Linked DNA regions of Mus musculus: region 1 is linked to region 2. The links are chromatin loops, found by intact Hi-C in ENCODE. Cell type or tissue: left cerebral cortex. All regions are shown on one strand. Links, peaks and the distances in the headings refer to the core of each region. The heading gives the core; the rest is flanking DNA. Region 1 holds the start of Zfp184 (zinc finger protein 184 (Kruppel-like)). Region 2 holds the start of C230035I16Rik (RIKEN cDNA C230035I16 gene).

Region 1 (8,334 bases), core at 192-8,191, 1.5 Mb after region 2:
TTTCTGAGTTCAAGGCCAGCCAGGTCTACAGAGTGAGTTCTGGGACAGCCAGGACTATACAGAGAAACCCTGTCTAAAAAAAAATTGGCCCGTACATCTACAGGCTGGATAGGATTAAGCAGTTTTCACATTAAGATTCAATGGTCAGTAAATCATATCATGCTTAACTACTAGCCAATAAATAAAAATAAATAGAGATCGTTATACCTTTACAACATTAACAAATATTCCTGTTGGTTTAAAGATTACATTGTGGGGTTGTTTGAGAAAGTCTTGCTATAGTCTTGGCAGGCCTCTGCCTCCCAAGTGGTAGGATTAAAGACCTATGCTTCTCCCAGCTTCACTTTGAATTTTTGGCCTCTTTATGTTTTTGAGCAAACTAAGCTTAAAATAATTAATTACAATAATAGGAAACTAACATATATTGAGTACTTTACCCAATGTGAGCAAATTTACATTCCTTTACAGTACACTCTGATCATTAATAAGATGGATCATTCTCTGAACAAAAGCCAAAATAAATCTTAATAAAAGAAAAAAGATTCAAGTCAGGAGAAGTATGTTCTCTGACTATATGTTCACTCACTACCTGGAACATGACAACTGTTTTATGAACCTTCATGTATGTTGAAACTTATCCAATTGGAGTTGTCTCTCTCCATCTGTGGATTCAATCAACTGTAGATAAAATACATTCAAAGAACATGCACAGATATTATTCTTGTCACTATTCCCTAAACAACAACGTAGAACAACTGTATAGAATTTCTAGTGTATTTGCACAGTATTTACCATGTGTCTAGAGATGGTTAAAGTAACCTGAGAATGTGGATAGATTATATGCAGACACTGTGCCATCTTGTGTAAGGACATTGAGGATCCACATATTTTGCTGTTAGGGATCCTAAAACCACTTCCTCAGGATACAGAGGAGTGACACTGTGGTTTAAAATGCATGCAGTTTATCATCACAATATTCCTTGATAAAAAACAAAGTGATGCTAACAGCACTTAAGCTGAAATTGGGAAAAACTGAAAAAAGACATCTTAAGGTTAAGTACGGTCGATGGAAAATTTTTCCTACAGGTGACCTACAGAATAAAGCCTTCACACGTCTCATTAAGTATTTGAGTTCTTTCATAGTCTTACCTCATTCAATTTTATTTTATTTTTTAACGTTTTCAAAGTAAGCCATCTCCTCCAAATCTTTCTGATTCTGTGACTATTACCAGTGCTCATCTGCACACCTACACTCTGCTCCTCACACGTCTTACTCAAATATTCAAATCTCACTTGTCCTCGAGAGAATATAATTCTACGTCCTTCATGTAACTCTCTGTCCTCTGCAAACCATACATCTCTCTCCATTCCCTAAGTTCTGCAGCACTCACTTCACCTTTGTACTCCTCCTGCTTTGACTTTTATTGGCCAATTTACTGTCAAATAAAGACTTATGCTGTGCTGCTGCTGCTGCCTCTCCTCCTCCTCCTCCTCCTCCTCCCTCCTCCCTCTCCCTCCTCCCCCTCCCCAGCAGTGTTACAAGGCACTGGGTAAGAGGTAAGTGGTGAATGACTGCTGAAGCTGTTGAGGCCGAGCAGGACCCAGGTGAGATCACAGGACAGATGAGAGCCCAGAGAAAGCTCACCAACAATGATTTGGGAGTCCACATACTTGACAATAAAAACACATTATTCTGAGAAGGGACATGGCACTTGGGAAAATCTCAACTTACCCGAAAACTAGATGGTAGGAGTAGGGGACGTCCCTCGTGGAGACTGGCAGAGTCTGCAAAGGACAGACCTAAAAAGGAAGAGGCCAGGCTAAATATGACCAGATCTGCTGCTGCCAGCAATCCAGAAAAATGTTTTACTTTTCTTCCTGGAAATAACAACTATGTCTCCCCTTCCTTTATATGTCAGAATCCCCCAACCCCCTAAAAGGTTCAACTGAGGCCTCTGTACCATCCTGAGAAGGCTCAGCAGAAACAAACAAACAAACAAACAAACACACAAACAACAAAAACCAAACTCTGCCTTAATATTCATCTTTGTCTCTTGACACTTCACATGGTTCATACAGAGAAATGTGAAGTCCTCATTGATGAAGCAAGGCACTCTTGCTGAGTCCTCTCTGCTTCACATAAAGCATGAGTAAACAGTAGGGTATAATAGTGCATGCCTTTAATCCCAGCACTAAGGACGCAAAACCTTGTGGGTCCCAGTGAGTTTATTCAGTGACACTCTCCCATACCTAACGAAAGTAAAGACATGCAAGCACACACTTATACACATAAAACAAAATCTTTTTAAAAAAATTAACAAAAATGTGATAAGGGAAAGATAGTAATAGATCATACTCTTAGGTATTTTTAAAAGGACATTTAAAGAACTGTTTAGTTTTAGGCATTGCAATGTAAGAAATATGCTAACTAGGAAAAGACTACTCAAAGAAGTCTAGCGATCTTATATGGACCTATCATAGGAAATGAGACTTAGGCTGCTTGACAGGGAACTTAGGAGTTCTAACAGCTGAATTCACAGGTAACGGCATCATTGTAAAATTACTGACAGTATCTGGTGCTTTTAAGATCTACACACAGGTTACAGGACTAGGCACTGTTAGTAAAAGGAACTAAAAAACAAGGAAACATTTGCACCCAAATGGTGAGTTTAAGTCCACACACACACTTGCACCAGAACAAGCTTGAAAAAATTGCTTTCTGCAAGATATTTCAAAACTAATCTTTGCAATAAGTTAAAACACCTTTTTTTTTCTGACTAAAGTTTTCTATTCGGAAATGTAATAAAAGAGAAATGTCAAGAGGATCAGATATTCTGAACTGTTGTTCCTTTTCAAATTCTGATGTCCAGAACTCAGAATTAATTCTTTCAAGCCTCTTTCGATGATGTAATTAGGTTTCTTTACCCCTGGCCACATTACTTCTTCCTCCCACCTCTCAGTTCGCCATACACCAGTCCTCTCTGCCCTGGCCATTGCCATTACCTGCCATCCCAGGAGCTCTACGTCTTCCGCTAGAACTTGGACACGTGGATACCTGGGCAGCTTCAGTTTGGGACTTGGATGTCCCGCTCTCCTTCCAGAGTAGGTGTCTTATGCTCTACGAGACTGGCCTACCAGGCACAGGATACACTCTGCAGCACGCGTCTTACAGTCGCACCTCAGACTCGTACAGAGTAGCCAAGAGGTCCTGTCCAAGATCGGACGTGCACAGGGGAAGTTTGGATTGCTACAAGAAACAAAAAGTGAATAGGGAGCGAACAGCTCTGCCTCGCTGCAGTAGAGACTCTGGGCGCCCACCTAGTCTTGGCCACCCGCCCTCCACAGGGTCTGCGATCTCCCACTTTCCCAGGCGGCCAGACACACCTGTTGCGGGGCACACCAGAAAGGCGGGCTGCTCCGCATTTTGCTGGCCCGGCCCAGAACAAAGGAACAAAGCCTTGGGGAACCCGCGGTCCCCGGCAACGCCGAGGGGAGGCGCGCCCCCTTCCCTGACTCCCCGGCTTCCTCCCGCGCATGCCGCACTACGCGAGCCCGCAAGGTGACGTCACACACCCAAGGCGCTGGTGGTTGCCATGGTGATACCTGGACTCCAGTCTTGTGACGCACTCCAAGGATCCTGGATCCAGATGACCTGGGATGGTCATCAAAACTCAGGCTGTGAGTTTACGCCGTGGGACGAGCCAAACGCCCACCCCTTTCCACGCCCACAGTCGGCTTAGCGGTCACTTCCGGTCGCGTAGACCCTTTCCCTTGGTTTCCCCCTCCCCGCAACACACAGGAGCGCCTCACCGGGGAACACAAAGGACCACAATTCCCAGAATGCAACGCGCAGTGTTTCTGAATTACTTTTCCCAGGTTTCCACAAATGCTGCAGTCCCTCCTGGTGGCTCGGGAGGTTGAACCTGCCTACCGTTTGTGTCCAGTGATTTGGATTGTGAGCAGAGGTGGCCATATATAGCGTTTGTAACCAATATTCACACACCCTCAGGGTTTTGGGCGGAGATGTTGGGGGCAGTACCATGCCCCTCAGGCTGGTCTCGAACTTGCTATATACATGTGGCTGGCCTTGAAATCCTGATCCACCTTCTCCACCTCCTAAGGATCTGACCTCCCCTCACAGAGAATTTCAAAATGCAAGCGTACATTTCATCGTTCAACCCTACTTTTATTACCTGGTTGGTCTGCATTCTCATTTATATGGTATTTGTCGTTTTGAAAATATTTTTTCGTTTTCATGTCTTCGAAAAACGACTCTCATTTTTTTTTTAAATACTAAAGAAGCCGGGAGAAGGTGATGGTACAGTATTTTACATACTGCACGTTTCCTTGCCTAGCACTTAAAGCATATCCATTAGTGCTCTAGACGAACACAGAAGATTGCAACAAATAGGTTTTTATGTTTCAAAGATGTGGCCCACTCATCTAAGGGCTTCTGTTCCTCCCCAGTTATTTGACAGAAGGGCTAAAGTGGCTCCCCTCCTTAGCTGAGAGCACCAGACCTGGAAATGATAATGCTACACATGAAAACTTTAAGGAAAGGGGATGATATTTAGAGAAATGGTTGCAACAAGACATTCGATAAAAAAGAGAATGCAAACAGCAATCATGTTTAGTTTTTTTTTTTTAATTGATTTTATGTGTCTGTTTGTGGGCATATGTGAAGGGACATGCTTTGGTGTCCAGAAAAGGATGTAGGAGCCCTTGGAACTAGAATTTATAGAAGACTGCATGCTTAGGACCAGACTTCTAACACTAGCTTTTCTGTTTGCTGGCTAGGAGCACCTCACAGGTTTTGGTTCTGGGAATGGGGCTCTGTTGAAATAAATGCCTGGACACATGAAAGTGACTTTGAAATTTGATTATGAGTAGAAGCTAGAAGAATTACTGAGTTATAGCATTTAAACTAAATTATTCTTAAAAGATGGATGCTGGGGATGGTGAGATAGCTCAGCGGGTAAGAGCACTAACAGCTTTTCAGGAGGTCCTGAGTTCAAATCCCAGCAACCACATGGTGGCTCACAACCATCTGTAGTAACATATGAGGCCCTTTTCTGGTGTCTAAAGACAGCTACAATGTACTTACATATAATAAATAAATTATTTTTTAAAAAGTCTCAAATGCCTTTAAAAAATGGATGCTATATAGACATTAGATTCTAGTGATGACTCAGATGGAAGTGAGGTGCATGGGAAACAGCTACAGTCATCTTTCATATATTCTCATGGTTAGGACAGTCAACCACATGTCTGTTTACTACACTGAAAAATCCAGACTGGGAGATATTTGAAAACTGTAATGACAATTTTGGAATTTTGGTTGTTTTTTTGTTTTTTTTTTTTTTTTTTTTTTTAAGAAATATAAGAATGTGTTCTAGTTTTAATCCCAGGTGTGGGATTACGAGGCTGCTTCAGACTGTCCAAAGCAGTTGATTATGATTTACCTCATGCTCTAGCAGAGGCATGGTTTTGCCAGCTGCAGATTGTTTCTGCAACTATGTGACGTTTGGGATTTTAGGAACCTTTCAAACGCTAGGGCACTGAGAGGTGGGGTTGGTGGTTGGTGGTCATTCAGATTGGTTGTAGTTTGTTAGTCATGCTCAAGAAGAAATAAGAAAAAAAATAGATTCAGATCTCTCCCTCTCCCCCTCCCCCTCTCCTTCTCCCTTCCCCTTCCCCCCCCCTCTCTTTCCTTCTTTCTCTCCTATCCAGTGATAGGGGATGAAACCAAGGGAATAAAGGGTGGGAAAAAGAAGAGTCCACAAGTAGCAAAGTAGCAAAGACCAGGTACAAAAAAACACTTGCCTATTAAAGTATTTGTACCAAAAATATAAAAAGAGCTTTTAGAAGTAGAGGAACAGGTGGTTCAGTGGTAGTTTTTGCTTAGTCCTGGTTTTAAAATCCAGCAGCAAAATAAACTGTTATTTTAATAATATTCTTAACAATGCTCAATAAACCATCCAATTTAGAAAATAGGCCAAACCTCAAAACTTTTAACACCTCACCAAAGATGATATTTACAGAATACAGAAATATGAACAGCACTCTACATCTTAGTGTCAGGGAAATGTGTATTAAAATAAAATCACACCGGCATACTCCTTACCAATGATCTAGAATTAGGACAGTGACACCAAACACTGAAAAGGATGTAGAACAAAAGGAGCTCTCCTGAACCTACAGCAAAGATGCAAGCAATACACCGTTCTGGAGGATGGTATAGCCATTCTTATAAAACTATTCATGCTCTTAGCTTCCATTCAGTAATCCTCACCGATTAGGTTTTTTTTTTGGGGGGGGGGGGGTTGAGACAGGGTTTCTCTGTATAGCTCTGGCTGTCCTGGAACTCATTTTGTAGACCAGGCTGGCCTCGAACTCAGAAATCCGCCTACCACGCCCGGCTAGTATTTCTTCAAATGAGTAAAAAGCTGACACCCAAAGAATACTTGTGTATGTCTGTAATAACAGTACAAGCATGAACAAATTGTTGGGTATATGGTTAGTGGATTGTTATTCAGCAATTAACAGAAATGGATTACGACAATATAAGAAAAAAATTACAGGGCCGGGCACTAAGTGAATATTACTGAGTAAAATGAGTCAATCTGACAAAGGCTGCATACTGGATGATTCCATCTATATAGCACTGTATAAAGAACAAGTAAAAATCACCTTCTGTCAGGGATTGGGGGATACTTTGAGCAAAGGGGACTTGGTGGGCAGTGAAACATATAAATACACAGATTTGTCAAACCCCAAAGAATGTACATCACTGAGCAAGCCCTAGTGTGAACTATGGTATTAATAATAACTTAACCATTATTGGCTTATCATGATAACAAATTACTAATGGAATACAAGATGTTAGCAGTAGGAAAATTGGGGAAAGAGGAGAGATGAAGTATACTGAAACTAATTTTCACTGATTTTTCCCCCGATAAATCTAAAATTGTCCTCCTCTCCCCAAGTCTTTTAATATAGAAATATATGAATGCTAAAGGTGTTTCTTAAGGTTAGAAATGGAGAACAGATAACTAGACGCTAAGGGAATGGTGATCCATTTGATAAAGTAACAGGCATTTGGTTAACTGCGGTATACTGTTGGATGGAAAATAGAATTTGTTATTTAATGAGCTTAAATATTTAGCTGAGATTCCCAAGAAACAGTTGAGAGAACCAATTCTCCCTCAGGCAGGTCACTGTTTATCATTCTTTAATGCAATTAATTGATAATGTTAGTTTTGTGTTGGGCTTGTCTTTACTGAAAACACACTTTTAATGTTTTCTGAAAATAAATTAAAATTTAAAAGTAAAATAAATAAATTAAAATCAATGTTTGATTAATGAGTCAGAAGAAAAGCAGTATCTAGGGCTGGGGTAACGAAAGGTACGCTTTATTTTTGTTAAGACGAAATATATATGTACACCATATAGCCAAGTTAGTCCCAAGCTGACAATTGCCTTGTCTCAGTATCAGTGCTGGGACACAGGAATGAGCCACCACCCGCGGCCTGACAGTACTTCATTGTGAGGTCGTCTGGGTTCTGGTGAGGGAATTGAAGCCTCCAGTCGTCGGAAGATGCTGTCCTAGGACACTTTCACTCTCCATTACGAGGCTGGACAGAGACTTCAGCCTTCCGTATTTTCCCTTACACAGCACAAGATTCTGTTCCTTTTTGGGCTTTTAGAGCCTTGCAAATCTGGCAGCCCTTTGCTTTTTTTTTTTTTTTTTCAATCTTTCAGCTACTGAAATTTACCTTCATAGATTTTAAGATATAGCTCTATTCATGTAGTCGTGGCCGAGTGGTTAAGGCGATGGACTAGAAATCCATTGGGGTCTCCCCGCGCAGGTTCGAATCCTGCCGACTACGGGCTCTTTTAAATCTCAAACTTGTTGCATCTACACTGATCTCTATTAAGAGGATTTCCAGGTCTGGCGATGTATTTCAGGTCTGGCTAGTGTATCATGAGGTTCACTTCCATTTTCTTTCTTTTTTTTTTTTTTTAATGCTGCACCTTCGCCGCAGTCTCTTTTCGGTGAAGCTCACATTCTGGTCTAGTCTTTATTTCCTGTCTTACATGTTTGGTTAGAAGCTTCAGGTACTGCACGGTTTATAATTTCATTTTAGGATAGGAACTAGTGCACAACAAAGGCTGAAACAAGGACTTTTTTTTCTTTTTCTTTGGCCTTTCCTATTCCTATCGAATACTCTCAGAGCCAGCCGACCCATCACGCAGGCGCAGCGATCGTTGACTTGGCAGCGAACGAAGCAATTCCAGGCTTGGGCGCCGGTCACATGGCATATAATAAATACC
Region 2 (8,334 bases), core at 259-8,258:
ACTCCTCAGGTTCAAGTGGGTTTGGGGCCGGTGCAGGCGGGTTCTCCTTTAGCCTCCCAATGATATCTGTGTTTTCGTTTCGGACTTGCTCAGAAATTGGGCCTTTTGGGTTGCGGTTCCAGGCACCGACGAAGTAAATCTGAGAAGAAATTTTGTTTTCTGTATTTTTAATAAACGGCACGTTTGTTTCTCTAACAAGGGTGGGTCAAGAGATGTTTATATGGTCCTTAAGAGAGTCAAGTAATGTGGCTTAAAGGACTGAAAGACCAAACAAACCCGAGATTAGAAACAATATAAATTATATTTACTAAACATTTATCAAATAGCTATTAAAAAAGAATTGGTTAAATGATTAAGAAAACGAAGAAACAAAGTTTACATCTGGCTCGTTGGTCTAGGGGTATGATTCTCGCTTAGGGTGCGAGAGGTCCCGGGTTCAAATCCCGGACGAGCCCAAGTTTTTATCGTGTTTCCTGTCACCGAATTTTCGAAGGTTCAAAATTAATGATTGACAACTTTTTTCTTTCCTTTTCTTTTCTTTTCTTTTCTTTTCTTTTCTTTTCTTTTCTTTTCTTTTCCCTTTTCTTTTCCCTTTTCTTTTCTTTTCCCTTTTCTTTTCCCTTTTCTCTTTCTTTCTTTCTTTCTTTCTTTCTTTCTTTCTTTCTTTCTTTCTTTCTTCCTTCCTTCCTTCCTTCCTTCCTTCCTTCCTTCCTTCCTTCCTTTCTTCCTTTCTTTCGCAGCTAAGTGTTCTTTCTATGCATTTGGTTTCAATTTGCAACTTGAACCAGTCGTTTTCAGATTTGACTTTCATTTTTCCCTCCAGTCTCTCTAGACCAGAGAGCTTTGCGCCAAGAGGGTACTAAATTCTGCAAAAGATGTACAGATATATGATGCAACATAGGTGCTCGCTGTAATGCCGTAATTAAAATTGATTTTTTAAAAAGTTACGTAAGCTCTAAAATCATTTTTGATAGTGATTAATTTAATAATATAAAATTGAACTGTTACCAAAAAAAAAAAAAAAAAAGTTAATTTGCGCCCAACGTGGGGCTCGAACCCACGACCCTGAGATTAAGAGTCTCATGCTCTACCGACTGAGCTAGCCGGGCACATGTGCAACTCTTTTCTCCACTACAATAGGAGAATAAGTATTACCCACCCCCAAGTTTGTCATAAGGCATGATTTTAGATTTTGTTTAGTTGTTCATATTAGTTTTCTAGGTAAGAAAAGATGGTACTCTAATAATAAAAGTTTAGCTGGGAATTATTACCCTGTGCTCTACATTTTCCTGCTTCTATTCTCATCCACTGATGTCCCTATTTCTTTCCCTTTTCCCCTCTCTTCATTTCTCTTTCTGTTTTCGGCTCTCTTTCTTCTTCGTCCTCCCTTCTTTTACCTCCCCTCTCCTTTCCTTTTCTCCTCTTCCTCTCTCTCTTCTTGATAAACTACAAAATGTTTCCTGGTTCACTTACGGCTTTTCCAGAGCTCCTGACAAGTGATGTTGCCATCACTTATCATCCAGGGCTCTCCCTTCCTGTGACCCACTGAGGCTTTCTGCTGCTGTTCCCACAACCTGTCAGTTCTCCCGGCTGTCTTGCTCGTTGTGTTAAGAGCGGAACTGAAGGGACAATAATAGCGCAGACAACCGCTTTGAGGAGGCTTCTGTTGACAGATGTTGATTCACTGCAGAGCAGAGGTAACCCATCGGATCGGCGTGTCCGTCAGGATTGCCTGGTAGATTTTAATTCTCATTAAGATGAGATGTCGACTTCATAAACTTGTGGCAAGAAATATAACTGTGGGGTCTAGTTGCATTTTTCAATTGTTTTCAAAATTGGAAAGACCAACTTCATGCCCAAAGTATATAATCAAAACAAAGGGGATTAGAAGGCGACAGTTGCATCATTTTGAAAACCTGAGAGCCCTCAGCACCTTATTATTATCTGCCAGGAGGCAATGGAGATCGCATTTAAAAATCTCTCCCCCGCCCCCCAAGTGTACTCATCCTCCCTGCCCTCTCCCATCCACACCTTCCTCTTTCCTTTACCTAAGAAACCGGATGTTACTGTCTCTCCATTTTATATGTCCTGTCATTCCAAATTCCAGCTAATCCCCAGAACAAAAACAATTCATATGCTACTTGTTCAAAACTGGCATATGAATTCCTCAAGTCTGGAAAACAAATTCATATAATGTAAAATATCAGGATGGACTTCCTAGATTTGGTGATGTTGAAACTGGGAACCAAACATCAACAGTGGGTTTAAACTAAGTTTAAGGCTTTTAAGTTTAACCTAACCTAAGGCTTTCAACTAAGCCGTTTAACACGGACACCATTACATACTTAGCAAATGTTACTGAATTGACTTTAAAAAAATCTTACGTGAGCTTTCCTAGGAACAGGTCATCTGTAGGCAGTTTGCACACTTTTTGGTGAGAGATTGTTATGACCTAAATAAATAAATAAATAAATAAATAAATATCAGAAAGCAGTTATCTGAGAGTCTGCCGACAGGATTATATAGGCATAAGAATACTTCTGAATTTATCAAGGTTCTGGGTGAAGGACCCAGTCGAGACAATCAATGATCAATTTAGCCTGTTCAGGCACAGCTTTTGATCTATCTGTGCAAGTAAGTGTATATTTTAGAAAGCCTTGGCTCTTTAAGAGACACAAAAAGGATACAGAGGCTCAGGGACTTAGTTGCAGTTTGCAGGACGGACTGGGCCTTACATGAAGGAAACAGGAAATCCTTTGCTCAAGTTACCTGAGCAGGCAGCAGAGAGGACACGGAAAGGAACAGCAGCATGTAATGAAGGTCCTCAGCCACCTCGGACCACAGTTCAAGAGAGCCTCCTTGCGGGATGTAATTGGGTTGGGTGCGACCTCTTGGAAAGTCTTCCGGATTGAGGAGCACAAACTACAAAGTTACACAAAACAGAAAATGGATTTCCACTCAAGTCGCTCCACAGGAGTCTCATGGAGGACAGGGCTGTTGATCAGGGGCCTGCATTCATCTACAAGTGGTAACAGTGGGGTCACCCTTCAATTTATGCTTTGGTGAATAATGCGAAGCCGAGGAGGAGGAAGAAGAGGGGGGGGAGGAGGAGTATTCTTTCAAGAATGTATTTATTATTTTTGCAAGTTCTCCTTTTAGATTAACAATCATGGAATTGAGCCTGTGAAAGTACATTTGAACAAAATGGACAATATTAAATACATCTGTAATAAGCTAAAATAAGATAACCCATTCAGTCAGCTGGGGTTGGGAAAGAGAATGTTATATTCAATTTACTCCGATATTTCTTGAAGACATGAAGAGGTTAGTCCTCAACTAAGTGATTAATAGTCTGCTTTTTATTCTTGCTCAGGGAAACAAACAGAACAACAAAATCCCACAAACACTGAACAATAGCAGAGAACTCTTTCATTGTACTACAGGGGAGTGGACACTGCTAGTCCACTGGTGGGGGATTGTTTGCCTATGTGTGTGACTCCAATGTACAGCAACACAACGATCTTTAGTAGGCTCTGAAGAATAATAAGACAGATTTCTGATGTCCGATGTGTCTGTCGTGAGTAAGGAAGAGTAAGAGTCATTTGGAGTTCCTCATGAACTCAGGGAAGCCGAAAGGAATTCTAATACCATCAAATTAATTTGCATTTGAATCCTACTTGAACCCAGCATGGAGACTGATAATTTAAAACTATATTAATTTCATCTTGACAGTCTTTTTTTTTTTTTTTTTTTAATTAAGAGCTAATGTGGTCTCCTTGTTAATCGACAAAGACCAATGTCAGTTAAAGGACGTTTTGGTATGTTTCTCCTCCCATAGTCTTATTTTTATTCATCTTTATCTTATTCTATCCTTTCTCACCTTTGCTTGTTTGTTTGTTTGTTTGTTTGTTTACACAGGCTTTTACTTTGGCTGGCCCTAAACTCACTATGTGGAACAGGCTGTGGCTGGAGTTCACTAAGATCTCACTGCTCCCGACTCCCTGGCTTTGGGATTAAAAGTGTATTCAACCACATCCGGACCAACCATAGAATTTTGCTGCAACTACAGACTAACATGTCTCAAATCTTGCTGACAAACAGGGGCAAACGAGCTGTTTAAATTCGCAATAAAAGTTGGTCCTCTCAAAGCCCTTAATAATTTTGCTTCTGTTTCCTTGGTTTTCAAACTTCCGTTTTCTTCAGGGGCCAAGTCACAGAAATTTGGCTCTGAAGAGATACTGAAATAAAATAAGAGAATGAATAAATGCAAACTAAAAAGTAAGAGGCAGCTGTTACTTGCACAATGATTGATACAACTCTAACCATCACGCAGAGATGGCATCCCAAGTAGGGAAGCAAGTACACGTGGATCCTTCGATAGCTCAGTTGGTAGAGCGGAGGACTGTAGGTCATTGTTCTAGAAATCCTTAGGTCGCTGGTTCGAATCCGGCTCGAAGGAACCCTTGTTTTTTTTAGCGTCTGGGAGCTCGTTTCCGAAAGAATTGAGCGGGACTTTTCGTATTTGACTGACCTCAATACTACTCTCGATGTGCAAAGTAGTGACTGTAGATTTTATAATTTGTTCTCTGTAATAGTTTTTAATACTTCCAAGCAGGCTTTGACGTCATAGATCACATAACCCCACCCCTGGAGATCCTTGTGCCCTGGAATAAAGGGGCCGGCGACGACCTGTAGACACGAGGTTTGGGGCCGGGTGTGCTCCTGAACCCGCCCAGTGGCCGAGAGTGAATACAGGTCCTGTGGTTAATCGGTGGGGCACGCGCGCCCTCCAGTAGTCAGAGCGTTCTCAGCAGCTGGACCTCAGGCTCAAGTTTCTCAGTAGGCATCTTCCTATCACCTCACGGCAGGAGGAAAATCCTGTTCCTTCAAGCTTTTGGTTTAACTATGTTACGATGGTTTTGTTTCAAGAGTCTGGGGGGAAATTGGTGTAAATCAGAATGACCTGGAGACATTTTACAACCTAGGGGATGCGAATTTAAAAAGTTATACAGGCGATTTTAATGTGCTGCAAGGGCTTTAAAACGCTGCTAGAGCGTTTCTCTTAAAAAACAAACAAAACAAAACAAAACAAAACAAAACAAATGGCATTGCTGGAAACGGAATGGCAGTTTTAGGGGAGAAATGCAAGAGGAGATTTAGTTCAAAGAAAATACAGAGAAACCCTGTCTCGAAAAATAAAAAAAGAAAAGAAAAAAAAAGAAAGAAAATCTCACCTATCAGTAGCGCATATTTGCTAATTTTGTGCTAATCCTTTTAAACTGCGTTACTCCTGCTCTCAAAATCAGTTACCTGTAGAATCGTGTCAATGAGAGATTAATATTAAGTAAGACAAAGTAATTGACAAAGATTTCAGTTCAACATATCGAAAGTTGTACAAGGGTTTTTGTGCTTGCAATTTCTTGTACCTTCCATCCCATGTGTCAGAACTTTTCTCTAAGCAAATAATTTTCAGAAAGATAGAAAATAGTTCAATTTTTTTCTTTAAAGATAACGTTTGGGCCTCGGATATAAAATATATTAGATAGTCCTGGACTAGGCGTTTCTGCAAGGCACAGTAAGTTCCAACCCACAAGAGCTGGTCCTACATTTCTTTCCATATCTTGGGCTGTATTCCGGGATATTCCAGTGCCGGTAACTGAACTGAAACAAAAAAAGCAAACGACCTAGATCCAAACACCGCTATATACGCTTCCCTGTCTCAACAAAGGGAACGCGTTTGCGCGTTAACAAAGGGAAAGCTGTGAGAACTTGATAGGAAAACAGGAAATACCAACTCCAGAGCTCCAAGCCATTTCCTGGAGAACAGTGTGTGGTAGGAACTAGGCCCTTCCGGGTTGCTGAGAGAACTTCTGAAATTTAACTATAGAGGTTAGAAGTAACGGATTTGGTTGTTCTTGTTCTAGCAGGGTATGATGGGAAAAGAAACAGGCATAAATGCAAAACTGGAGAATGCGGGCATCGATCCCGCTACCTCTCGCATGCTAAGCGAGCGCTCTACCATTTGAGCTAATTCCCCTTCTGATGGTAAGTGGCTGCTACCTTACTCCCTTTTGATAACTGGATGTAATTCAATGCTCGCTGTTATTTTCAGCTCATCAAACAGAAATTGTGGGAGTGGGAGTGGGGTGGGGGTGGGGGTGGGGTGGAGGGGGTGTTAGTGTGTTTGTTGATATGATTTTTTTTATGTCTAATAAAATCCGAACAAGATGATAAAAACTGAAGTGGAGAAAGTAAAATGGAGTATTTAAGAAAGAGTTTCCTGAGTTAGGGTTGGTGTTTTATAATCCCAGAACTGCAGGGAAGGGGAAGAAAGAAGTCCTAAGGCAGGAGAATTGCCCCCTCTTTGAGGCCATCTTGTTTTACATAGCAAAAAGTGAGATTGTGGCTTGGTTGTCACGGAACAGTCCCGGGGTTACTTGCGCCCTCTATAAATGAAAGACGGTACCGCCAGTTCTGGGAATCGCACAGGGGTGCGTACAAATGGACCAGGACGCGGAGAGCACGGAAACAACGGTGCTGGGACCTTGTGCACAGAATCCAGATGCCAGATGGGAATTAAACATTCGGCCGAGAAAAGCAATCTAGTTCCCTGGGCTCGACTTTGACTCACTCCTTGGTCTGCACCAATCCTCACATCCCTCAGGTCCTCTAACTTTTACGACAGTATCCAGAAATCGATTCTTTGGTCTCTACGGCTCCAGAAGGCTCGCTCATCAAGGTCAGTCCTTTGTCTGGCTGTTTTCTTCCTTTTTTCTTTTTCTTTTTCTTTTTCTTTTTTTCTTTTTCTTTTCCTTTTTTTCCTTTCTCTTTCTTTCTCTTTCCTTTCTTCTCTTCCTTCCTTTCTTTTTTTCTTCTTTTTTTAAAATCACTGCCGGAGGCCACATGGCCAAAAGTGAAAGGGTCTGTCCTGGTTAATTTCTCTTCCCTGCAGGCACTGTTTCGAGGAGTTTCAAAATTAATTTTTCCAAAGAAAATATCGAGAAACTGGTAATTTTGTTGAGGTAGAGCCATGGCCCGAAATTCACTGTGTAGTTGAAGATGACCCCGGAGTCATGATCCTTCTGCTTTCTTTCAGAAACGTTCCATTACCTTCGATTAGAAGTGGATACATATATGATTTTGGCCTAAAAAAAAATTTGCAAAAAGGGAGAATGCAAACTTGTCCTTTTCCTTTTGGATTTACGGAGTGCCAGTATCAGGTGTGGTTCCAGGTTCCCGTTCCAGGTTCCAGATAAGGCTGTGGTGAGGTCTCGAGCAGACAAGCACAAGTCCAATTGCCTCTTCTTTTGAAAGTTCGTCAAAAAGACTTCTGCTTGTGGGCTTAATGTTTATTTCTTTAAAACTCAATAAAATCGGAGCAAGATAATTAGAACTAAAAGAGAGAAAGTGAAACATTTAAGTCAGTGATTCTAGAGCCAGCTGTGGGGTGGTGTATCTCAGCAGCGGGGGTGGGTGGTGGGGGTGAGTTGGAGGCCTGCCTGGATAGCTTCATGAATACCAGCTAGTCAGAGCTAGAAAACAAGTCCTGTAAATATGAAGAAATAAATGAATAAACAAATAGGGAAAGGAAATAAAAGAAAAAGAAACACACATCCCGAAATTTGACCCCATGTCTCTGAACTGTGCAAAAAGCCCATACGAGGTCTTTCCAGGGACTTTAGACCACCCGCAACACTAGCTTTTCTCTTTTGCTTATTTATTACAGTCAGGGTTGACAAAAAGAGAATGGTTTTCTGTGGGAAGAAACTCCCTCCACATAAGAGATTTTAAATTTCACATGCTGAAATTGTATAACGAAACCCACTGTTATTCCTCTTATAGTCAGACTTGAGCTGACACTCACCACTGTCTAGATTCTTCCTTCTTATCAGACAGAATCTGCCCAATCTGACCTCTATTTATCCTTCAAATGACTGAGAAGTGTAGGCATGGAACAGGATCAAAAGACTAGCCCATTTCCAAGGCTCAGATCCATCTGCTGTGTGACTACACTCGCTGTAAGAGGTTTCCAGCAGGAACAAATTTTTGGGTTCCAGTAATACTGGACTGGTTGTTAACTTCCCAAATGCTCAGTTGTGGTCGAAGATGAGGAATATCTTAAAATTCACACTGAAGTTTCGGCATTTGCTAAATGGTGCCACATCCTGACTTTCAGGAAGAAATACCCAAGCACCAAAATACACTGGCCATGGCTGTCTACAACCCACAACTGGCTTCCCTGGTGGTCTTGTACTTGATGTAACCATATCATTTATCTAGCAAATCTAGATAAATCTAAGAGAAAGGAGGTAATCAGAAAGGACAGGGCGGCTA

What was found. A loop is a pair of places that touch in the nucleus more often than their neighbours do. Peaks named below come from ENCODE experiments on the same cell type or tissue, not always from the same donor. Only the 100,000 strongest peaks of a DNase experiment are listed, where the experiment ranks them.
Region 1: a loop joins it to region 2, with 2.0 times the contacts of the local background. A loop is called at or near these places in 23 of 42 quality-filtered maps.

What each region holds. Positions count from the first base shown.
Region 1 is chr13:21,940,469-21,948,802 of GRCm38, reverse strand. Zfp184 (zinc finger protein 184 (Kruppel-like)) reads right to left here and starts at 3,709. Exons shown (of 6, transcript NM_183014.1): 1 at 3,604-3,709; 2 at 3,004-3,247; 3 at 1,733-1,800. The coding sequence starts at 3,010. It overlaps n-TSaga8 (a tRNA gene), which reads left to right and starts at 7,808; the gene lies at 7,808-7,889. In left cerebral cortex, for the core only: a CTCF peak has its summit at 3,474; DNase peaks (open chromatin) are centred at 3,629, 3,792, 7,573 and 7,871; H3K4me3 peaks cover 2,852 bases; H3K27ac peaks cover 1,281 bases.
Region 2 is chr13:23,429,115-23,437,448 of GRCm38, reverse strand. C230035I16Rik (RIKEN cDNA C230035I16 gene) reads left to right here and starts at 6,432. Exons shown (of 4, transcript NR_015492.1): 1 at 6,432-6,739; 2 at 7,097-7,220. n-TAagc13 (a tRNA gene) reads right to left here and starts at 6,037; the gene lies at 5,965-6,037. It overlaps n-TYgta7 (a tRNA gene), which reads left to right and starts at 4,372; the gene lies at 4,372-4,459. Gm40833 (a long non-coding RNA gene) reads left to right here and starts at 2,777. Exons shown (of 3, transcript XR_873170.2): 1 at 2,777-3,028; 2 at 3,761-3,818; 3 at 3,919-4,153. It also overlaps n-TKctt11 and n-TPagg3. In left cerebral cortex, for the core only: CTCF peaks have their summits at 4,740 and 6,450; DNase peaks (open chromatin) are centred at 4,384, 4,709, 5,975, 6,486 and 4 more places; H3K4me3 peaks cover 5,228 bases; H3K27ac peaks cover 1,226 bases.